Regions from separate parts of the Homo sapiens genome. Here region 1 is linked to region 2. Evidence: chromatin loops called from intact Hi-C (ENCODE). Cell type or tissue: heart right ventricle. All regions are shown on one strand. Links, peaks and the distances in the headings refer to the core of each region. The heading gives the core; the rest is flanking DNA.

What was found. Hi-C counts contacts between places; a loop is a spot of excess contacts. Peaks named below come from ENCODE experiments on the same cell type or tissue, not always from the same donor. Only the 100,000 strongest peaks of a DNase experiment are listed, where the experiment ranks them.
Region 1: it touches region 2 in a loop (3-fold over the local background); 5 of 110 quality-filtered maps call a loop at or near these places.

Annotation. Positions count from the first base shown.
Region 1 is chr1:244,876,963-244,889,654 of GRCh38, reverse strand. All of the region lies in intron 2 of LOC124904588 (UPF0764 protein C16orf89-like), which reads left to right. Among named protein-coding and RNA genes, the nearest start is that of HNRNPU, 19 kb to the right of the region's middle. In heart right ventricle, for the core only: no CTCF peak of the experiment used is centred there; no DNase peak of the experiment used is centred there.
Region 2 is chr1:244,946,518-244,959,209 of GRCh38, reverse strand. It overlaps the pseudogene RNU6-947P. Among named protein-coding and RNA genes, the nearest start is that of DRC8, 17 kb to the left of the region's middle. In heart right ventricle, for the core only: no CTCF peak of the experiment used is centred there; no DNase peak of the experiment used is centred there; H3K27ac peaks cover 2,767 bases.

The sequences.
Region 1 (12,692 bases), core at 2,831-10,830, 70 kb after region 2:
GATGTGTGCCTGTAATCCCAGCTACTTCGGAGGCTGAGGTAAGAGAATCGCTTGAGCCCGGGAGGTGGAGGTTGCAGTGAGCCGAGATCGCGCCACTGTACTCCAGTGTGGGCGACTAGAGCAAGACTCCAACTCCCCCAACCCCCCAAAAAAAGTGCCAAGAGGTAATCATATTGGTAGTTTATTAACTTAACTCTGAAAGCCAGAAGGAAGAGGATGTAGCACAGATAGGGGCCCAGAAGTAGGAATAATTCAAAATAGAGATAAATAGGAACTGAATGAGGGCAAGAGCCATGAAAATTGGGGAAACATATGGATTTTTTCAGAGATATTCAAAGATAGAAGCAAGAGGACTAGGTGGCATTAAATTTAATGACATTAAAGACCATTAAATTAAAGGTCTAGGCCAGTGCAGTGGCTCATACCTTTAATCCCAGCACTTTGGGAGGCTGAGGCAGGTGGATCACCTGAGGTCAGAAGTTTAAGACCAGCCTGACCAACAAGGTGAAACCCTGTCTCTACTAAAAATACAAAAATTAGCTGGGCACGCTGGTGCATGCCTATAATCCCAGCTCCACCGGAGGCTGATGTGGGAGAATCGCTTGAACCTGGGAGGTGGAGGTTGCAGTGAGCTGAGATTGTGCCATTGCACTCCAGACTGGGCAACAGAGCAAGATTCTGTCTCAAAATAAAATAAAATAAAATAAATAAAAGAAAAAAGAAAAGTCTAGGGAAACAGTAAAGTCAAGGCTTCTGGCTTACATAATATATTAGTTTTCTATTGCTACTGGGACAAATTATCACAAATCTAGTGTCTTAACATAAATTTATTATCTAACAATTGTGGTGGTCAGAAGTCTGAGAGGGGTCTCACTGGGCTAAAATTAAGGTGTTGCAGGGCTGTGTTTCTTTCTAGGGGCTCTCAGAAGGAATCTGTCTTCCTGCTTTTTCCATTTTCTAGCAGCTATCCACATTCCTTGGCTTGTGGCCCCCTTCCTCCATGTTCAAAGCCAGCAATGGCCGACTGAGTCCTTTTCCTTCTGCATCTCTGACCCTTCTTTCATGGTCACCTCTCTATCTGATCACAGCCAGAAAAGGTTCTCCACTTTTAAGGACTCACGTTGACAGACTAGGCCCAGCTGGATAATCCAGGAGAATCACCACATCTCAAGGTTTGTAACCATAATCACATGTGCAAAGTCCCTTTTGCAGGAATTAGGACATGGACATCTCAGGGGTCATTATTCAGCCTAGTGAATAGCCTATCAAAGAGCCCAGTTTTTCTAACTGACCCATTATCGGGTCGTGAAATCAATTTAATAATGCACCACCATTTTTAAAAGGGGAATAGAAATTAAGACAGTACAATGTATTAGTAAGAGTATTCATGTTTTGTGAAACTTCAATCTAGTTTTTTTATGTGTGTATGTAGTCGATTGTGATGTAAATATATTTCTTTCTTTTTTTTTTTTTTTTTTTTGAGACAGAGTCTTGCTCTATTGCCAGGCTGCAGTGCAGTGGCACGATCTCGGCTCACTGCAACCTCTGCCTCCCAGGTTCAAATGATTCTCCTGCCTCAGCCTCCCAAGTAGCTGGGACTACAGGCACATGCCACCACGCCCAGCTAACTTTTGTATTTTTAGTAGAGACGGGGTTTCACTATGTTGGCCAGGATGGTCTCAATCTCTTGATCTTGTGATCCGCCGGCCTCAGCCTCCCCAAGTGCTGGGATTACAGGCATGAGCCACCGTGCATGGCCAAAATATATTTCTTACTGGAAGTCACGGGCAAAAATGTTTGAAAGCTATTGACTTAGACGACAGGATGATGAGTGTGTTAAGCAAAATAGGACATAATACTAATAGATAACGTTTACGGAATGTTTGTATGAGCCAGCTGGGCCTAGTGTTCTAAGGGCTTCACTGGCATTAACCACGTAATCTTCCCAATAATCCAATAAGGTAGATACTGTCAATATCTCCACGTCGTAAATGAGGAAATGGAGAGAGAATGATTGTCTTGCTGAAAGTCACACAGCTAGAAAATTGTACGGCTGGAATTCAATCCCAGACAGTTCAGCTCCTCATTCCCAAACCTGTGTGCTTGACACCACTCTGCTGTGTCTAGGAGCACCCAAGACCTGAGGAGGAAGGCAATCCTGCCTCTCCGGTTTGTCCAGCTACCCTGAGAACCTTTGCCCATGCATAGTATCCTGTTTAAAATAGGAAATACTGGCTGGGTGCAGTGGCTCATGCCTGTAATTCCAGCACTTTGGGAGGCTGAGGTGAGAGAGGATTGCTTGAGGCCAGGAGTTGGAGACCAGCCTGGGCAACATAACAAGACTCTGTCTCTATTGAAAACAAAAAAAAAGAAAGAAAAGAAAAGAAAAGAGGCCGGGCGTGGTGGCTCACGCCTGTAATCCCAGCACTTTGGGGGCAGGGGCAGGTGAATCACTTGAGGTCAGGAGCTCGAGACGAGCCTAACCAACATGGAGAAACCCTGTCTCTACTAAAAATACAAAAATTAGCTGGGCATGGTGGCGCGTGCCTGTAGTCCCAGCTACTCAGGAGGGTGAGGCAGGAGAATCACTTGAACCTGGGAGGTGGAGGTTGCAGTGAGCCGACATCGCACCACTGCAGTCCAGCCTAGGTGACAGAGTTAGACTTTGTCTCCAGATAAAAATAAAAAAAAAAGAAAAGAAAAGAAAAAAAGGGAAAAAGGAAATACCAATACTGCAGAGCAGAAAACAAACTTCTTCCATAACTCTGGTGTGTGTTGGAGAAGAGGAAGACTCAGTCCAGAGTCTACAGTGAGCTTCCCTCTACAGGCAAAGACTGAACTTCAGCCGAGAAGTTGAGCATAAGTGTAACACTCACCATTAAAACTAATATGTATGAAATTACTATTGTTCCCCAAAGGTCCTTAGTAATAAAGGACTTAGTAATAGGAAAACTTTCTTGGAAGAGATACATGCAATATGTCACATATCACAGATACACATATACAAACTATGTTTCAATGGAAGGTATTCTACTTATTATCATAGTAACTGTATTAATCCATTTTCATACTGCTATGAAGAAATACCTGAGACTGGGTCATTTATAAAGAAAAAGAGGTTTAATGGACTCACAGTTCCACACGGCTGGGGAGGCTTCCCAATCATGGCGGAGGGCGAAGAAGCAGCAAAGTCACATTTTACATGGCGCAGGCAAGAGAGCATCTGCCCGGGAACTACCCTTTATAAAACTATCAGATCTCATGAGATTTATTCACTATCATGAGAACAGCACGGGAAAGACCCGCCCCCATGAGTCAATTACCTCCCTTTAGGTCTCTCCCATTACACGTGGGGATTATGGGCGCTACACTTGAAGATGAGATTTGAGTGGGGACACAGCCAAACCATATCGGTAACCAAAGAAAAAGTAAGTGATTAACCACCGTGCTCTCTGCTATGAAAATGGGAGAAAAGGTGCTGACCCTTTTCCCTTGAACTAAGCATAGAAATAAAATAGATGAAATTATTTTTCTTTCTGGTCAACTTTGTCCCAAATCATTAACCTCACAAAACACTTAGGAAACTTTATTTCTTGATCCACACATCAAGGTAATAATACCTTCCTCGGAATTGTGAGAATTTGATGAGGCTAGTATACCAAAATTAATTTGTAAACTATAGGGTGCTAAGATGTGAGATAACTATATTTGTAATGTAATTTACTTATCAAACATTGATACAATGCCAGGAACTTGGTATCGTTTTAAGTGCTTTGCGAATATTAATTTATTTAATGCTCACAAAAACTCTATGGTATATCTTGTTGTTTTCATTTTTTGAATGAGGAGAAAACTGAGGCATAGACAGGCTAGGAAACTTGCCTGAGTTCACAAAGCTAGTAAGTAAAAGAAAAAGGTTTCTTCCTCTGGCAGCCCAGCGCCAGAGTCTGGTACTAACTGGGATTACAGGCATCTGCCACCATACCCAGTTATTATTATTATTATTTTTGGTATTTTTAGTAGAAACTGGGTTTCACCATGTTGGCCAGGCTGATCTTGAACTCCTGACCTCAGGTGATCTGCCCACCTTCGGCCTCGAAAAGTGCTGGGATTATAAGTGTGAGCCACCCCGCCCGGCCAAGTCTGTGCTCTTAACTGCTGTGCTGTGTCAAATCTACTAGGGATATTAGAATGAGACCTTTGCCTAGATGTCAAAGGCATCAGGCATATGGAAGCCAAATGAGACTCCCAGCTTCTTATGAAACTATTGTCTCCTCTCTACTTGTTTCTATTTTGTCTACGTCCATTTTGTGTCCTGTAACAGATATCGAGACTGGGTATAGTTTCTGGAGGCTGGGAAGTCCAACGTTGAAGGGCATCTGGTGAGGTCTGCATCTGGTGAGGTACTTCTTGCCACATTATCACAGAAGGGCAAGAGAGAATGAGAGAAAGAGAAGAGAGAAGAGAGGGGGCAGAGAGTGAGTGTGTGTGTGAGAGAGAGAGAAGACAGAGGCTGAACTCATCCTTTTAACGGAACCCAGTCCTGAGATCATAGCATTAATCCATTCATGAACGCAGATGACCTAATCACCTTTTAAAGTTCCCACCACTCAGCACTGTTGCTTTGGGGATTCTGCTTGCAACACATGAACTTTGGGGGTCATATTCAAACTATAGCCTTGTCTATCATTGAAAATCTGGGTTTAAAGGGGTCCTTCCTCCTGATAGTAGCTACCATATGACATCAGACCTTGAAAATAAGGAACATTATTTCCTTTTTTTCTTTCTTTCTTTTTCTCTCTCTCTCTTTTTTTTTTTTTTTTTTTTTTTGACAATCTTGCTCTATCGCCCAGGCTGGAGTGCAGCGGTACCATCTCAGCTCATTGTGACCTCCACCTCCCAGGTTCAAGCGATTCTCCTGCCTCAGCCTCCCCAGTAGCTGGAACTACAGGCCTGTGCCACCATGCCCAGATAATTTTTGTATTTTTAATAGAGATGAGGTTTCACTATGTTGGCCAGGCAGGTCTCGAACTCCTGACCTCAAGTGATCCACCCGCCTCAGCCTCCCAAAGTGCTGGGATTACAAGCGTGAGCCACCACACCTGCCCAGAAATATTATTTATCACTCTGATTAACCTCATACTTTTGGTGTTCCCTTCTTTTTATAATGCCTCCTAATTTTTTATTATACAGTATGTTGCTTATCTAAACTATACTTCCTTTCTTTATAAAAAGCCTGAAGTTGATTATAAGGGAAGAAACATGATCACCATTTAAACTACAGATAGTAGACAAGCAGTGTGCAATTCCTTTTTGAAACTGGATGAGTGATACTTGCTGTCAAGGATGCCCAGAAGGTTTTGCGACAGGTGGGCGATGGCTCTCAGGATTCTCAGGCATGTGACCTAATTGGCTTCTGCCAAACTGACCTTTACGCTAGTAATGTGCCTTCCACCTCCGAGTCAAATGTAACTGTTTAGGTATAAAATAGAAACATTTGCTGAGATGTCAGGGAATGAGAGCCAGAAATGGGCAGTTGAAAATAGTAACACAAGGGATAAAGAAATTGAAGAAGATGTGTTGATTCAGGCAACAGAAAGTCAGGAAGACGTGGCTGATAACATGAAGGCCGGGCGCGGTGGCTCACACCTGTAATACCAGCACTTTGGGAGGCCAAGGCGGGTGGATCACCTGAGGTCGGGAGTTTGAGACTAGCCTGGCCAACGTGGTGAAACCCTGTCTCCACTTAAAAAACTACAAAAATTAGCCAGGCGTGGTGGCACATGCCTGTAATCCCAGCTACTCAGGAGCCTGAGGCACGAGAATCGCTTGAACTCGGGAGGTGGTGGTTGCAGTGAGCCAAGATTGCACCACTGCACTCCAGCATGGGTGACAGAGCGAGACTCCATCTCAAAAAAAAAAAAAACAAAAAAAAAAAACAAATTAAAAAAAACACAAAAGTAAGGGGAAAGAGAAGAAAGGGTGAAAGTCAAAGAATCTTAATGGTAACAGGAAATGTTGTATTGTTTGTGGGAGCATTTTGTAATGGGGAAAGGCCTGAACAAATACTGAATTTTTGTCTGTGCACTATTTTCGATTTAGCAAATATTAAGCACATATTAAGTGCTGGCTGCTCGGGGTATAAAGATAAATAAGACCTGGCTATCTAGTTAAAACATGTTTTACACACGAAGGGCAATCGGATTTCAATTTTTAGTCTATTTTATATACTATTAAATAAGTCCAAGAGTGGACTTTATGTCTTACCAAGAGCAGGCACCCTATGAATGTTTATTGAATTGAAATATTAGAGTCGGATAGGAGCTGGTTCAAATTTATTTATACATTTATTTAGCACTTTTTTTTTTTGGAGTGCAATGGTGCTATCTCAGCTCACTGCAACCTCCGCCTCCCGGGTTCAAGCGATTCTCCTGCCTCAGCCTCCTGAGTAGCTGGGACTACAGGCACACACCACCACACCCAGCTAAGCTTTGTATTTTTAGTAGAGACGGGGTTTCACCGTGTTAGCCAGGATGGTCTCAATCTCCTGACCTCGTGATCTGCCCACCTCGGCCTCCCAAAGTGTTGGGATTACAGGCATGAGCCACTTTTTTATTATGGTGAAATACACATAATATGAAATTTGCCATTTGAACCATTTAAAAATTTTTTTAATTCTTTTTTTTTTTACACCAATCTCTTGTCCAATAGATATTTTAACCCGTTTTAGGTGTACAGTTCCATGGCATTAAAGACATTCACACTCTTCTGCAACTATCACCACCTTCCATCTCCAAAACTTTTTTTATCTTCCCAGATGGAAACTCTGTACCATTGCATAATAACTCCCCACTCCCCATTCAACCAATTTTTTTTTTTTTTTTTTTGAGACAGAGTTTCACTCTTGAAGCCCAGGCTGGAGTACAATCGCATGATCTTGGCTCACTGCAACCTCCGCCTCCCGGGTTCAAGCGATTCTCCTGCCTCAACCTCCCAAGTAGCTACAGGTGTGCACCACCATGCCTGGCTAATTTTTGTATTTTTAGTAGAAATGGGGGGGGGGTTTCACCAAGTTGGCCAGGTTGGTCTCGAACTCCTGACCTCAGGTGATCTGCCTGCCTTGGCCTTCCAAGGTGCTGGGATTACAGGCATGAGCCACTGTGCCCGGCCAACCAATTTTTATATAGTCCTTCATTCAACAAGTACTTATTGAGCACCTGCGATTCAGCACAGTCCTCACTGTGGGAGGTCTGGGTTATAGAATAAATGAGAGGGTACAATCTAGGGAGAAAGACAAACATAACCAATGGGTGCGGTGGCTCATGCCTGTAATCCCGGCACTTTGAGAGGCCAAGGCGGATGGATCGCTTGAGCCCAGGAGTTCAAAACCAGCCTTGGAAACATAGTGAGACCCCTGCTCTACAAAAACAATAACAAATATTAGCGGGCTGGGGAATGCCTGTAGTCCTAGCTACTTGGAAGGCTGATGTGGGAGGATCACCTGAGTCTGCGAGGTTGAGGCTGTGAGCTGTGATTGCGCCATGCAATCAACTGCACTCCAGCAGAGTGAGATCCTGTCTCAAACAAACAAACAAACAAACAAATGGTGAAGAGCTAATGTTTGCAGAATGCTCCCATGAGCAGGCCCTTTGCACTGATGCACTCCTTTGAGGTAGGTGTACGTTCCCAACAGTTCCCAGTATAACAAGCACGACGGAAAGGGAGCTGTGGGCTGTGACTGGGGAGGAAAGCTCAGTCTGGAGGACATTAGTTGGTCTGGGCCGTCAGGGTTATGCTGAGAGCTAAAGGCTGAGTCAGGGTTAGGAGGCCAAGAGTATTTCCATGGCAGGCAGGACACCAACGCAGGCTCTGGGAACAAGTGGGTCCCTTCATCCCTTCCCTGATGAAGCTCAGAGAAGCCTGGGATAAGGCTGGAGAGGTAGCAGGAGACACCTCCCTCCAGGAGGGCCCAGGGGAGGGTTCCTGCTCTACCTCCAGGGCCGTGGGAAGCCGCTGCAGAGCGTGAAGCAGAGCCTTTAAAAGATCAATCACTCTGCCCCTAGTTAACAAATGATTCATTTCTCTGCCATTCTTTATTATCATGTTGATGGCATGTACACTAACTTTGAACCACCTGTGATAGAAAAATCACTAGTAGTTACATTGTAAAATCTTTGGTTTTATGTCTGAAGTTCCTGTTCTGGGAATTCACATTTCTCTTAAGTAAATGATATAACCAGGCTGGGCGCAGTGGCTCACAGCTACAGCTGTAATCCTAGCACTTTGGGAGGTAGAGGCGGGAGGATCGCTTGAGCCCAGGAGTTTGAGACCACGACCACCACAACAGTATAACCAGATTCTGAAGATCTGACAAATGGAAAAAATTGGAAATTAGTCCCATTTTGCAGCCCACCAAACCTCCCCTGTGTTGGGAAGAAATCATAGCACTTCTCTGATAGATACAATGTATAAGCCTAAAATATAACTGGCCTTCCTCCCTCAACTTGTCAATTCAAGTCTTCCCTGGGGGAAGGGAGATAAATTCCTGCCGTTCCTTCTGGACTAAGTGTAAATTAAGATTCTGTTTACCAAGCGCTTAATTAGATTGCCTAGGCAATATTATCCATCATAACTTGAGAGAGAGTGTGCTTCAAGCTCGTTTGTTATAGAAGTGTGGGGCTGCCTGAGGAGGTGTGATAAAGTCCAAGTTTGGAAGTTCCGTTTCTGGAGTTCAAAATATAGATCCCTTAAGCACTTCCAAAGTGCACCCTGAGACTGCCCTGCTTTTTAGCTGATAGTGTCTTCATGTCAAATCATGGATCACTGAGGAGTCCCAGGTGACAGTGGGATGCACAGGTGTATCCCCATTACCAGAAGAAAAGCTGTCCCACTTGATGGGCAGTCAGTGACTTTATCTTCATATTTTAAAGCACTACACTCTTCTTCTTCTTTTTTTTTTTTTTTGAGATGGATCCTCGCTCTGTCACCCAGGCTGGAGTGCAGTGGCACCATCTCGGCTCACTGCAACCTCTGCCTCCCAGATTCAAGCAATTCTCCTGCATCAGCCTCTGAAGTAGCTGGGATTATAGGTGCGCACCATCACGTCCGGCTAATTTTTGTATTTTTAGTAGAGACAGGGGTTTCTCCAAATTGGCCAGGCTGGTCTCGAACTCCTGACCTCAGTGATCCGCCTGCCTCGGCCTCCCAAAGTGCTGGGATTACAGGCGTGAGCCACCACGCTTGGCAATAAAAGAACTTTCTAGGCCGGGCACAGTGGCTTGTGGCTGTAATCCCAGCGCTTTGGGAGGCTGAGGCAGGCGGATCACCTGAGGTCGGGAGTTCGAGACCAGCCTGACCAACTTGGAGAAACCCCGTCTCTACTAAAAATACAAAATTAGCCGGGTGTGGTGGCGGGCACCTGTAATCCCAGCTACTCGGGAGACTGAGGCAGGAGAATCGCTTGAACCTGGGAGGCGGAGGTTGCAGTGAGCCAAGATCGTGCCATTGCATTCCAGCCTGGGCAACAAGAGCGAAACTCTGTCTCAAAAACAAAAAACAAAAAAACTTCCTAAACCAGACATGGTGGTTCACACCTGTAATCCCAGCACTTTGGGAGGCCAAAGCAGGTGGATCTCATGAACCCAGGAGTTTGAGACCAGCAGCAAGGCAAAACCCCATCTCTACTTAAAAAATACAAAAAATCAGACAGACATGGTAGTGCGTGCCTGTAGTCTCAGCTACTTAGGAAGCCAAGGTGGGAGAATCACCCGAGCCCAGGAAGCCAAGGCTGCAGTGAGCCAAGATTGTGCCACTGCATTCCGGCCTGGGCGATGGGGGTGAGACCCTGACACAAACAAACAAACAAACAAACAAACAAAAACCAAAAAAATCTTCTGCCTCCCTTTTCTCCAAAAGTATATGTTTATAAGTAGGTAGTAATTACATAGCATTCACAGGTTAGAATTTTTACATATGTGATTCTTACACCCCCAGGGTAGACAGGACAGTGGTAATTATCATTTTACAGGTTAAAAGACTGAGACTGAGAGAAAGGAGCAACTTTGCCTGGCTGGTAAGGGGTATAGTTATTTACTAAGCAATGTCGGATCTACACAGGCTCATTCATTCCATATGTTTCATGTCCTGAGTGCTTACCCTCCAGGAAACGATAAGGATACAAAACAAACTAGACATCTAGCTTGAGCCCCCATTAGAAGGTCAATCAGTAGGAGAAATAGAAACAGAGAGAGAAAATAATGAAACCACAGGGCAAGAATAACTTTGGAGATTTTGGCCAGGCATGGTGGCTCATGCCTGTAATCTCAGTACTTTGGGAGGCCGAGGTGGGTGGATCACCTGAGGTTAGGAGTTCGAGACCAGCCTGGCTAAACTGGTGAAACCCCATCTCTACTAAAAATACAAAATTAGCTGGGTGTGGTGGCAGACGCCTGTAATCCCAGCTACTTGGGAGGCTGAGGCAGGAGAATCACTTGAACCCAGGAGGTGGAGGTTGTAGTGAGCCGAGACCATGTCATTGCACTCCAGCCTGGGCAAAAAGAGTGAAACTGTCTAAAAAAAAAAAAATTCTGAGATTTTAGGAGCTCAGAAAGGGCACACCTAATCCACTCAGGGGCGGTGAGGATGCGTGGGGGTAATTCGGAAAATCTTCCTAGAGGAGGTGACACCTAAACAAAATCTTTTTTTAGAAGTTTTTTTTTTAGTTTTTTTAGAGACAGGGTCTTGCTGTGTCACCCAGGCTAGAGAGCAATGATGTAATCAGAGCTCACTGCAGCCTCGAACTCCTGGGCTCAAGCAATCCTCCCGCTTTAGCCTCCTGAGTAGCTAAACTGAATATTAAAACAGAATAGAATAAGTAAGGCCTATCCTCATACAATCTCAGAATCACTGTGGGATCAGATAATGAGATATTTCTATGTTTAATAAAGGATAAATGGCCCATGGTGGCTCACACCTGTAACCTTGGCACTTCGGGAGGCAGAGGTGGGAGGATCACTTGAGGCCAGGAGCTCAAGACCAGTCTGGGCAATGTAGCAAGACCTTGTCTCTACAAAAAAAAAAAAAAAAAAAGTTAATTATCTGGGTGTGGTAGCTCACACCTCTAATCCCAGCTACTTGGGAAGCTGAGGCAGAAGGATGGCTTAAGCCTAGGAGTTCAAGGCTGCTGTGAACTATGATTGTGCCACTGCACTCCAGCCTGGGTGACAGAGCAAGACCCTGTCTCAAAATAATAATAATAATAATAATAATAAATTATACATATGACAATTAATTAACACATGATACAGCTGGGCAGTGACTCGGGGAGATGGTGAGTGGAGAATATGGCATCACTACTTCTTGCTTACAACCAAAAAAGTTGTAAAATTCTCTTTCTCTCTCTCCAGATCCACCTAATGAGACTGTGCCTTCCTTCCACACATCATCTCCTCTGGGACTAACGTTTCCCTTTGTGACTACACTCTGTTTCAGAACACTCCTTGGCGTTCCGTTCAATCTTATTTCAATGGTATAAAGATGCAGGGGAGAAGAAACAATTTCCTAAGCCTCACGTGTTGCTAAGGTTTGCTTTGGTTCTGTGACTTAATTCATGTGCCTTTTCATCTGAATCAGCCACTTTTTGGTTGAGGGGGATGAAAGGAACTGCTTCATGGTTCAATACCTTCATATACATTTGTCCAAAAAGCTGAAAAATCTGCACATTGTACATCCTTTTTCTTCTTAGTAAGCACGGTGCCCACAACCACAAAACATTCCCTTTCCTTTCTTTTTTTTTGAGACGGAGATTCGCTCTTGTTGCCCAGGCTGGAGTGCAATGGTGTGATCTCGGCTCACTGGAACCTCCGCCTCCCGGATTCAAGCAGTTCTCCTGCCTCAGCCTCCCGAGTAGCTGGGATTACAGACATGTGCCATCACACCTGGCTAATTTTGTATTTTTAGTAGAGATGGGGTTTCTCCATGTTGGTCAGGCTGGTCGTGAACTGCCGACCTCAGATAATATGCCTGCCTCGGCCTCCCAAAGTGCCGGGATTACAGGCATGAGCCACCGTGCTGGGCCTCCCTTTCCTTTCTAATGGCAGCACTGTTTAGAGAATTAACCCAAATGGTTATAGTTGCCAAGATTGGATGGTCATGTGAGGGTCCAAAACACCACTGGAATTTAAGAAAACCCTAGCAATCTTAAGTAATCTTTCTTCACAGCCCTCTTTACCCTTCTCAAGATTAATTGATCCATTTGACCTGAGTCAGAGTGGCCTTTAGTACTTCTCACCTGTTTTGTATTTTTGTTTTTTTTGAGACACAGTCTCACTCTGTCACCCAGGCTGGAGTGCAGTGGCGTGATCTCAGCTCACTACAACCTCTGCCTCCTGGGTTCAAGAGATTCTCCTGTCTCAGCCTCCCAAGTAGCTGGGATTACAGGTGTGTGCCACCACGCCTGGCTAATTTTTGTATTTTTAGTAGAGATGGGGTTTCACCATGTTGGCCAGGCTGGTCTCGAGGTCCCGACCTCAGGTGATCCGCCTGCTTTGGCGTTCCAAAAATGCTGGGATTACAGGCATGAGCCACCATGCCCGGCCCTCACCTGTTTAAATAACTTCCTAACTGGTCTTCCGGCCCATGCCCCCTTCAAGATTCTTTAACCCAAGGCTTACAAACATATCACCAAAGGTGGT
Region 2 (12,692 bases), core at 2,032-10,031:
GCCTCCCCACCGGTCTCCCCTATTAGTAACATTTTAAATTAGTGTAGGCTGGGCACGGTGGCTTTTGCCTGTAATCCCAACACTTTGGGAGGCCGAGGTGGGCGGATCACGAGGTCAGGAGTTTGAGATCGGGCAGGCCAACATGGCAAAACCCCGTCTCTACTAAAAACACAAAAAATTAGCTGGGCGTGGTGGTGTGCACTTGTAATCCCAGCTACTCCAGAGGCTGAAGCAAGAGAATCACTTGAACCTGGGAGATGGAGGTTGCAGTGAGCTGAGATCACACCATTGCACTCCAGCCTGAGTGACAGAGCAAGAACCCCCTCTCAAAAAAAAATAAACAAATGAATTAGTGTAACCCATTCTTTTTATTCTATAACACTCACCCGTGCACGCACGTATGTGTGGGTGTGGTCTTGGACTTCAGGCCTCAGGCAATCCTCCCACTTCAGCCTCCTGAGTAGGTGGGACTACAGGCACACACCACTGAATCCAGTTTATTTGATAATTTTTAAATAATTAGAGAGAGCTATTGCTTCCGCAAATAAGAAAATAAGTATTTTAGTGAGCTTAAGCAGTCAGACCTATTAGCTACCAACAGAAGAATTACTTTGGCACCATTTATACCCAAACTAAAATCATTGTATTTGATAGGAATGCTTATATTTAAATAGCTGTTCAGCTAGTTGGGGGCATAATTTGCAACAAACATGGTAAAGAAAGCCCTAAACTTTTCACACTAAACCGTAGACTGAGGCTCTACTCCCAACTCTTCCCTCAGCTGGTGACTTTGGCTGAATCTCTGTGGAACTCTGAGTTGGATTAGAAAATCTAAAAGAGACCTTTCCAGTTCAAAATTTTATTAATTGATTAATACTTTGTTTTCCAAAGTGAGTGGAAGGCTATTTTATGTGGCTCATGATTTTAATTTATTTATATAGTTGTTTTTATTTTAAGGTATATTTAAACATCTGCCTCAAACTCAGATTTCACAGATATCATTGCTTACGATGAGACTATGTTTTAAAAATTGGACAATTTATGTCAAATTAAAGAAAATGTTGGTATCTAATAGTACAAGTAACATGGACCTGACAAAAATCAGAAGTGAAGGGTGGCTAGGTACAGTGGCTTACACATGTAATCTCAGCGCTTTGGGAGGCCAAAGGCAGTAGGGTGGCTTGAGTCCAGGAGTTCGAGGCTGCAGTAAGCTATGATCATGCCACCGCACTCCAGCCTGGGAGGAGACAGAGAGAGAGAAAAAAGAAGTAAAGTGTATTAGTTCATTCTCGAATTGCTGTAAAGAACTACCCAAGACTGGATAATGTATAAAGAAAAGAGGTTTAACTGACTCACAGTCCAACAGGCTGTACAGGAAGCATGGCTGGGGAGGCCTCAGGAAATTTACAATCACGGCAGAGGGTGAAGGGGAAGCAGCACCTGTGATGAGGCTGGAGAAAGGGGAAGAGGGAGCAGGGGGAGGGACTACACACCTTTAAACAACCAGATCACGAGAGAACTCACTCACTATCACGAGAACAGCAAGGGGGAAATCCACCTCCATGATCCCATCACCTCCCACCAGGACCCTCCTCCAACATGGGGGATTACAATTCGACATGAGATTTGGGCGGGGACAGAAATCCAAACCATATCATAATGTATAACTGAAAAAATTCAGGAAATACTGGATTAATTAATATATTCATCCATCCAAGACATCCATCTCCACGTCGAAGAGAGCTGTGTCCCAGAACTCTTTTTTTAAACCTAAATAATTTGGCTCAATTAATGAACAAGTACCTTGGACTCTACAGGTGAAAGAAAGCACAATAAGAAAAGTATTCGGTTGGTGCAAAAGTAATTGCTGTTTTGCCATTAAAAGTAATGGCAAAAACCGCAATTAATTTTGCACCAACCTAATACTATATCAGAGAAATGCTTGCAAGTTAAGTAGCACAGACCAGGAGCGATTAAATCTGATTCCAAAATCCCTCCAACAGTTCCTGAAACTAGACAAAGTTTACAGGGCCAATTTGCAAATAAAGAGAAGGGCTGAATTAACCGGTCTTAACTTTTTTCATGGTATAACAATTTCCTTATATTATGTGGCATATGTAATCTGACATATTAACCATGAACTTATCCAAGTATTCAAGTTCATCCATAGCTCTTTCCTAAGTAAAATGCTGTCATGATTCTATCTTTAGGCAACCTTATTCCCTGCAGCACCAACTGGCCTTGCATCTGGGAGGACAGCAGAAATTTCTTTTTACATTTTTTCATTATTTATTTATTTATTTTATTGAGACAGGAGTTTCACTCTGTTGCCCTGGCTGGTCTCGAACTCCTGGGCTCAAGCGATCCTCCTGCCTTAGCCTCCCAAAGTGCTGGGATTACAGGTGTGCTCCACCGTGCCCAGCTTAGAAATTTGACTCTTATTTCCATTTGAGATTTCCTTCCCTTACCTCAAGTATCTAAAGCATGTTTTGTTTGTTTGTTTGTTTTTGTTTTTTGTTCTTTTTTCAGAGACAGAGTTTCACTCTGGTTGCCCAGGCTGGAGTGCAATGGCATGATCTTGACTCACTGCAACTTCCACCTCCCAGATTCAAGCGATTCTCCTGCTTCAGCCTCCCCAGTAGCTGGGATTACAGGCATGCGCCACCACACCCGGATAATTTTTGTATTATTAGTAGAGATGGGGTTTCTCCATGTTGGTCAGGCTGGTCTCAAACTCCCAACCTCAGGTGATCAGCCCATCTCGGCCTCTCAAAGTGCTGAGATTACAGGCGTGAGCCACCGCGCCTGACCAGCATGTGGTGTTTCTTTAATCCTCATGTGGACCATATAAGGGCAAAAAGAATAATGCGTCTTATTCATCCTTATAAGCCATATACCTTTGTTCAATGTCGGAAACAAATACTTGTTGAGCCAAAAATTTAGATAACTTAATTATGAATAAAGCATGATCCGCTTCTGCCGAACATACACTTAAGATATCAGTCATTTGCAAGTTTCATATGTTCAGTTTTCTGGATTTTTCCGTGTCCTAACCATAAGAAGTCAGAAGGCAAAGAATTTGGAGCATATGTCTCAGTTCCTCTACATGAGTTACAATATAGTGCCCTACCCCCTCAGCTCTTTTAGAGAGTGGACAGCAGGCACTACACGTAAACAATTATTTCTGCGGTGTGCAAAGCTGTCATTGCGATACCTGCTATTTGATGCAATGTCCTGTATTCAAAGATTCCTTTACTAATCTCCTATTTAAGTTTGGGCAGTCTTCACTGATGTATGCTGATTGTTTCTTTGTCAGAAAGTAAAACCTTTTTTTTTTCCTTAGCTTCTAGGAAAATCAGTCCTCAATTACAGTAATCCGCTTATCTCAAGTATTTAGTAATCTCTTGCCTCTGTTACTTTTAGAAAATGGTAATAGCTAATGTTTAGAATGCTATGTGCTAGGATCATGGCTAGCATATAGGACTTTAACAGCCACAATGACTCTATGAAGTGTATACTATGACATTTTAGGACACCGTGACCTAGAGAAGCGAGACTTCTTGTCCAAAGACCTGCAGTTAGTATTGACCAAACACAAGTAGCCTGACTCCAACACCTGCACTGCTAACCACTCTCCTGTGTTTTTATCCTCAATTATTCTATTTCACATGGTGTTTTACAAATAAATATATTTCAAGCTTTTGTTTTTAAAAAAAGGAGAAAGTTATTGATCCTAAATTATCAATTGTGTCATAAGTCTTTCTGTAGGTTTTTTTGTTGTTATTTTGGTGTTTTGTTTTGTTTTTTTTAAGACAGAATCAGTCTCGCTTTGTCGACCAGGCTGGAGTGCAGTGGCGCGATCTCGGCTCACTGCAGTCTCTGCTTCCCGGGTTCAAGCAATTCTCCTGCCTCACCCTCCCGAATAGCTGGGATTACAGGCACGTGCCACCACGCCCAGCTAATTTTTTGTATTTTTAGTAGAGACAGGGTTTCACCATGTTGGCCAGAATGGTCTCGAACTCCTGACCTCAGATGATCCGCCCACCTCACCCTCCCAAAGTGCTGAGATTACAGGCGTGAGCCACCGAGCCTGGCTCATTTTTTGTATTTTTAGTAGAGAGGGGATTTCACCATGTTGACCCGGATGGTCTCGAACTCCTGACCTCAGATGATCCACCCGCCTCGGCCTCCCAAAGTGCTGGGATCACAGGCGTGAGCCACCGCCCCGGCCTGCTTTGGTGTTTTTAAAAATATGGAAAGCTTCATGAATTCATGTATCATCCTTGCTCAGGGACCATGCTGATCTTCTCTGTATCATTCTTCTTTTATATTTATAATGGATCTGCTTTTATGTTAGTATCCCATGGAAAGTTTTATTTGGTGTGATGTGCCATTACTCCAGTTTATAATAGACATCCCTCAGTCATTCTCTTCTTGACGTACATGGAACAAGACTATGTGATTTAAGGATATACATTTCATGGCTTCCTCCCTAAATAGTGACACCCACAGCTGAAGCACCCACCCTAGCAACTGAGAGAAAGTAATTGTGTGCTCCAAACAACAGTTTAAAAGTAGGAGGCTGAGGGAGAACCTAAGCTCCACGCCTTTTCCTGAGTCCTTGGCACAGTGATTGCAGTTTTATCTGGCATACCAGTTCCCGGGGTTTCAAATGACAGAATGGCAGCATTAACCCAACTCTCTAAGGCTGCCACTGTAAATTGACTGAGCACAGAGGGTATATAGCTTCTGTCCCCATCCTTTCTAGTTATCTACCAGTCTAGCCATCTGTGTATCTGCACCCCAAATATTTTAAACATTAACCATCCTCTCTCTTACACCTAAAAATGTTGAGGAACTATATATTGTTGTAGTGTATCTAGTACGTGCTAATAAGTACCAAAATCTCAAAATTAATAGGTTTGTAAATGGTGCTATTGCAGATAAATAGAATGTGTCATCTTAGTTTATTTATTTGCATGCATATGTATATGCATGTATGCATATATATGTGTGCATGTTTTCTGCTATAGAGAATAGAACAAACCTGAAATGGAGGTTGGAGAATTTTATCCACATGTAGAATCAGTGTGTGCCTGCGCTTCCTTTTCTCTGTTGCAACCACTGTCAACTGCTTTCCATGACTTAGTATCTTAGATTGAATTTCTGCTCTTGCTATGTTTAGAATCTATTTTTAACTTGGCCAACTGATTTACTATGGAGCATGTGAGCGTTGCTATTTTAAAATATATAATAGTTGTCCCCAGAACCCGCTAAAAACTCTATAGAAAAACCATTGTGGGCCCGTCCCATTCCATGGCACATTTTCCAGAATGTAGGGTAATGATTTTAAAACAAAATAAGCATTTACTTAGTTCCTAACGTGTATCAGGCAACAGGCTGTGTGCTTATTTATGTTTTCTTAGTTAATCCTCAAAAAAATCCTGTGTTGGTAGAGATTTCTTGCCTTACCAAGCACATTGTAACCCTGCATGTAAGTATGAAGCTGTGTACTGAGAGTAAAGATCGTGGGTATTCATGCCAATCCATCCTGAATTCACATCCTACCTTTGCCACTTGTTAGCTACGTGAACTTCAGCAAACTACCAAACCTCTCTGAGACTCAGGTTTTTCATTTGTAAAATAAGAACAATAATACTTCCTTGCAGATTGTTATGAAGAAATATTGATGGAGTTGACGTAGCATATTATGCACTTCTACAGGGTCTGGCACAAGCAGTAACACAGGAAAAAGTAGTTACTGCTATTCTTTTTTTTTATTATTCTGAATTTTTTTCGTGTCCTGGAAAAGAAAAAAAAAATTCAAAGAGTTTGGAAGATGCAGGTTAAAGTAGCATGTAGTTAAAGGGTCACTACACTGCTCCTAGAACTCTTCGACCTGGGCAGTTTCAATTTGAGCGGCTGGAAGCTGTAGTAATCCAGTGTGGCTTTTGAACAACTGCCAGGCCTTTCCGTTGGGGCCTTTCGCCCCTGGGAGTCTTCAGACATCTGGAGGAACTTCATGAGTAGTCCCTGGTTATTGTTTAACAGAATATTAGCTTTGAACAGGTGTGTCTTTGCCTGCTGGGTCTCAACGCAACTTATGAAGAAGCAACTCGTCATACACCTACAGGGCAAATTCTTGGTTCTTATATCTGCATCCAACTGGGGCTGGGTTAAAAACCACGTGTAATGATTTCAGAATCCCTACAGTGCTCTCTAGGAGACCAACTGGGTGCTTTCTGGATCAAGGGCCCAACGAGCTTTTCTGGATGGTCTTGAGATGGTGCCTTTTGACTTTGAGTTTTCCCTGAATGCCAACCAATACAACAGATTTGGTCTATCTCCTCTGCTCAAGTGGCTCTTTAAGTTTGGTTTTCTTTACTGCCAGCTATGGAACTATTACATTACGAGACATTGATACAGTTTCTTCAGTTTAAAGGCAGGAGTTACGAAACCTTGGCTACTGAGGTTGACGTGGAAGCAGGAAGGGGTCTTATTTTGGCTGGGTACCTACTATAGTGCCAGGAACTTCACAAGGGAGGTAATACCATTGCACCAGGCAAGTTGGGGGAACTTTTCTCCCAACACAACTATATTTGCTTAGCATCAAATCTCATATTTAGCTTATTTCTGTTTTCTTTTCTCTTTCTCTTTCTTTTCCTTCCTTCCTTCCTTCCTCCCTTCCTCTCTCCCTCCCTCCCTCCCTCCTTTCTTTCTTTCTTCTTTCTTTCTTTCTTTCTTTTTCTTTCTTTTTCTTTCTTTCTTTCTTTCTCTTTCTTTCTTTCTTTTTCTCTCCTTCTTTCTCTCTTTCTTTTTTCTTTCTTTCTTCTTTCCTTTTTAAGGCGAGGTCTCACACTGTCACCCAGGCTGGAGTGCAGTGGCATGATCATGGCTCACTGCAGCCTCTACCTCCCACGCTCAAGTGACCTTCCCACCTCAGCCTCCCAAGTAACTGGGACTACAGGCTCATTCCACCACACCCAGCTAACTTTATGTTTATTTTTTGTAGGATGAGGACTCACTATGTTGTCCAGGCTGGTCTCAAACCCCTGGACTCAAGCGATCCACCCACCTCAGCCTGTCAATGTGCTGGGATTACAGGCCTGAGTCACCACGCCAGGCCTTTCATAGTAGTTTAAAAGCAAATTGTTTTATATGACTATGGCAAGAAATAAATCATTTTCTTCTGGTTAACTAAACAAAGTGAAAAGAAATTCTGAGCCATCATCCATTGAGTGTCTACTGATAATCTATGTCTCCTGGCTGGCGTGCAATGGCTCAGGCCTATAATCCCAACAATTTTGGAGGCTGAGGCAGGCAGATTGTTTGAGCCGGAGTTCAAGACCAGCCTGGGCAACGTGGCGAAACCCGTCTCTACTAAACATGCAAAAAATTAGCCGGATGTAGTGAGTGGCACACGCCTGCAGTCCCAGCTACTTAGGGGGCTGAGATGGGAGGGTCGCTTTTTTTTCTTTTTAGACAAGGTCTCACTCTGTCTCTCAAGCTGGAGTGCAGTGGCACAATTATAGCTCACTGCAACATCAAACTCCTGGGCTCAAGCGATCCTCTTGCCTCAGCCTCCTGAGTAACTAGGACTACAGGTGTGTGCCACCACGTCTGGCTAATTTTTGTATTTTTAGTAGAGACAGGGTCTCCCTGTGTTGCCCAGGTTGGTCTCAAACTGCTGGCCTCAAGTGATCCTCCCACCTCAGCCTCCCAAAGTGTTGGCATTATAGGCATGAGCCACTGTGCCCGGCCAAAATTTTTAATATCTCTCTCTTGTGCACAATCCTGTTTAGAAAACTCTTGTTTTATTTGCCTTAAATAGGCAGTCAGGGTTTATGTAAATTGTTGATTGTTCATATACAATTTTATCAGCAACAATCAAATATACAATCACAAATCTTATACAGTTGCCCAAACTATTCTAAAAAAATAGATTTTGAATTTTAATGTCTAAATCTAGCTTACTAGCCAGGCATGGTGGCTCATGCCTGTAATCTCAGCACTTTGGGAGGCCAAGGCAGGCAGGTCACCTGAGGTCAGGAGTTTGAGACCACCCTGGCCAACATGGTGAAACCCCATCTCTACTAAAAATATAAAAATTAGCTGGGTGTGGTAGCGGGCATCTGTAATCCCAGCTATTCAGGAGGCAGAGGTAGGAGAATCGCTTAAACTCAGGAGGCGGAGGTAGCAGTGAGCCGAGGCTGTGCCACTGCACTCCAGTCTGTGCAACAGAGCAAGACTCTGTCTCAAAGTCAGTCAATCAATCAATCAATCAATATAGCTTACTATCCTGTTCATTGTATCTAAAAAGTGTCCGTGTTTAAAATTTTGGTGTTCTTGGTAAAATATTTGCAATGAATTGGGCATCTTTGTAGAAACAGTTTAGTTTTCATTTGAATGTCCAGCAGGCAGAGATTAGAAATTGTTATAAAGTCAATCTATTTTAATGTGGTTCATTTAACTGATTTAATCCATATATTATCAGACTTGAATGGGACTTTTCAGGGAATTTAGTTTGCCTTCTTTGTATTTAAGGCTTTCAGATTTTATAGAAGTAAACTCAGTGAAAAGGATAGTGTTATTTAAAATTATTTTGCCACTATTTAAAAAGATTAACTATTTTTTCAATCAGTGGCTCACGCCTGTAATCCCAGCACTTTGGGAGGCTGAGGCGGGCGGATCACAAGGTCAGAAATTCGAGACCAGCCTGGCCAATACGGTGAAACCCCGTCTCTACTAAAAATACAAAAATTAGTTGAGCATGGTGGCGGGCGCCTGTAATCCCAGCTACTCGGGAGGCTGAGGCAGGAGAATCACTTGAACCCGAGAGGCAGAGTTGCAGTGGGCTGAGATCGCACCACTGCACTCCAGCCTGGGTGACAGAGCGAGACTCCATCTCAAAAAAAAAAATAAATAAATAAATAAATAATAAATAAAATAATAATAATATATGCACAAGGTACAAAATTCAAAAGTTACAACAGCTATATAGTGAAAAAGCAGCCTGCCTCCCTTCTTTCCCCCGAACTGATATCCCTCTCTAGATATAGTTGTCAGCTTTTTGTTTCTCTCTACTTTTTAAAAACCAGATGCAAATATTTAAGTTCTTCGAGCAGTGTCTGGTTACCTTCCTTTTAGAATAACAAAAAAAAAAAAATGGCATAGCATAGCATCTTTCCAGAATCCTGTACAAGGTGTTTATTTTACATATGAAACACAGAGAAAATAAAATGTGCTTAGTTTTCACTGAGCCTTGGGAAAGTCTTTTATTGCATATTAATACAATAATGATAGTAAGCTAACATTATATATAACTACAATGACCATATATTGTATATTTTAAATAAATACAAAACTCATTGAAATTCAAGATAATAGTCTTAATATTTGATAATCATTTTTGTATATACTATTTCTCTGATTTGTAAATTCTTGAATTAAAACTTCTCATGAATTTATATAGGAATTGAAAAAAATCTAATTTCCCCTAACTGGAATTCAGTGCTGCTTTTCTAATTTTTTTTATATGCAAGTTCAAAAAGTAGTACGTATGATCTGTGCTCCCAGAAACTGACCTGAAATAAGGGGGAAAAACAAGTAGTATGTACTGGACATTTTACGTATATTATGTCTAATTCTCATAACAGCCTTGCAAGATTGGGTTTGTTGCCCTCTTTGGAGATGAGGAACCTGAGGCTCTGAGAATTGAAGTGACTTGCCACAGGTTCACAGCAAGAAGTGCAAAGCTGAGGTGTACACCTAGTTCACACCCACATCCTGGTCCACAGTGTTGTTAGAAACACAGAATCTACTAGTCTGGAAAAAGGTGGGATGCTTGACAGTGTGGATCTCACTTCATTAAGGCACGTGCCAAAAGCCTGAAGACATGTTCCTAAACAAAATGGAGTTAGGGATGCTAGAGGAAATAGGTTAGGTGAAGTGATAACAGATAAAATAACCCTGTTCTCTAAAGAGCTGATTCACAGCCAACGTATTTCTGGGAGTAGGTACAATAGGGCTCTGTCCTTGGCCCTGTTCTAATCAACGTCTTATTAATGCTTGAGACCAGAGCAGTGAGTAAAATATGGTAGAACTTATAAATAACTATTGAACAAATTAATGAATGAATAAGGATATTTGTGTTGTGCTGATCATAGCTTTATTTTATTTTATTTTATTTTATTTTATTTTATTTTATTTTGAAACAAAGTCTCGCTCTGTCACCCAGGCTGGAGTGCAGTGGCACGATCTCAGCTCGCTGCAACCTCTGACTCCTGAGTTCAAGCGATTCTTGTGCCTCAACCTCCTGAGTGGCTGGGATTACGGGTGCATGCCACCATGCCAGGCTAATTTTTGTATTTTTAGTAGAAATGGGGTTTCACCATGTTGGCCAGGCTGGTCTCAAACTCTTAACCTCAGGTGATCCGCCCGCCTTGGCCTCCCAAAATGCTGGGATTACAGGTGTGCACCACCGCACCCGGCCAGATTTTTCACTGCTGAGTTGAGTTTCTTGTATATTCTGCATATTATTCTCTTGTCAGATGAATAGTTTGTAAATATTTTCTCCCATTCAACAGGTTATCTCTTCATTCTGTTGATTTTCTGTGCTGTGCAGAAGCCTTTTAATTTAATATAGTCCCATTTGTCTATTTGTTTTAGTTGCCTCTGTTTTTGAGGTCTTAGCCATAAAATATTTGCCTAGACCAATGTCCTGGAGTGTTTCCTTCTAGTAGTTCTACAGTTTGGGGCCTTACATTTAAGTCTTTAATCCATCTTGAGTTGATTGTTGTATATGGTGAGAGACAGAGGTCTACTTTCATTCTTTCGCCTATGACAGTCCAGTTTTCCCAGCACCATTTATTGAAGAGGGTGTCCTTTCCTCAGTGTATGTTATTGGCACCTTTGTCATAAATCAGTTGGCTATAAATATGTGGATTTATTTCTGGGTTCTCTATTCTGTTCCACTGGTCTATGTGTCTATTTTTATACCAGTACAGTGCTGTTTGGGTTATTGTAGCCTTGTAATATGTTCAGAAGTCAGATGGAAAAATGCCTCCAGCTTTGTTCTTTTTGCTCAAGATTGCTTTGGCTATTCAGGCTCCTTTTTGGTTTCATGTGAATTTTAGGGTTGTTTTTCTTTCTATGAAGAATGTCACTGGTATTTTGGTAGATTCATTAATCTGTAGATTGCTTTGGGTAGTATGGCCATTTTAACAATTCTAATTCTTCCAATCCGTGAGCATAGGGTGTCTTTCCTTTTGTTTGTGTCCTCGACAATTTCTTTCATCAGTGCTTTGTAGTTTTCCCTGTAGAGAGCTTTCACCTTCTTGGTTAAATTTGTGTGCAGAGTTTTTGTGTGTGCATAGTTATTGTACGTGGGATTGCCTTCTTGATTTATATTTCAGCCAGTTCTTCATTGGTATATAGAAACACTACTGATTTTTGTATGTTGATTTTGCATCCTGATACTTTACTTAATTTGTCTATTAGTTCTAAGAGTTTTGTGGTAGAGTCTAGGTTTTTCTATTTTTTTTTTCTTTGTATAAGGAGTCTGACACCATAGAGATTTTTCTAAATATAAGCATGTCATCTGCAAAGAGGGACAATTTGACTCCTTCTTTTCCCATTTGGATGCCTTTTATTCCTTTCTCTTGCCTGATTTCTCTTGCTAGGATTTCCAGTACTATGTTGAATACGGGTGGTGAAAGCATAAATCCATCTTACAACCTTTTAATACAGTACTTTTAATGTTAGGCACAGTTTGTTTCTGTCGCTTGTGATAAAAAACAAGAAAGATATATATCTACTTGTTCTTCAGTGCACATTGTATATTCAGCGAGGTTCTTGGCTTATGATATCTGCTTGGACAATGACAAAAATAGGTAATCAATGCTGGCTAACATTAGCAAGGAGGAGAGAAAAGTTGAAGCTAGTGGCTGGACACTAGGGCTATTTTTATTCCCTATTATTGTGAGTTTTTGAGAGAGATTCCAAATGCTTCCTGGAATAATCCAACATTGCTTGCATTTTGTAGGGAGTTCTGTACTAATGTCTATATGACCTACGAACTATTCTTGCCAAAGAAATTGAACCTGAATCTACTCAAGCTTCCAAAGCTTTCATTTACAGAAAATGCTGGGGAATGTAAAGTTAAATGACACCAGGAGGGAGCAAACAAGCAAATCCAGGATGTGAGATATTTTATACATCAATTAAACAAGTATCTTCTATAAGTCAATGACATGTTTTAAATAAGTAGGGCACCATGAATGTATATACCTAATATGTACCCACAAAAATTAAAAATAAAAAAAATTTTAGATGCGTTGGAAGAAGAGGACTCAAAATCAAAAGAAACTTGAGATATTGTAACACCCAAATGTAATATGTACATTCTGATTCAAACATACCAATTGTGACATACAAAGAAGAGTACGTTTACAAGTAACAATCCAAAAAGAAAATTTCTCCAAAACCCATTATTGATATAGTGCCATAGAACACTTTGATGTTAAATAATATGATTTTCATGTAATAGTAATAAAAATATACCCTGCAAAATAAAAAACAGTAGTCTGAGATGTATGAGTTCTAATTATGATTATTGTTCTGTGAACTTGAACACATTACATAATACAGTCAGCTGTAAAATGGAAAGACCAATACCTCATGAAATGGTTATT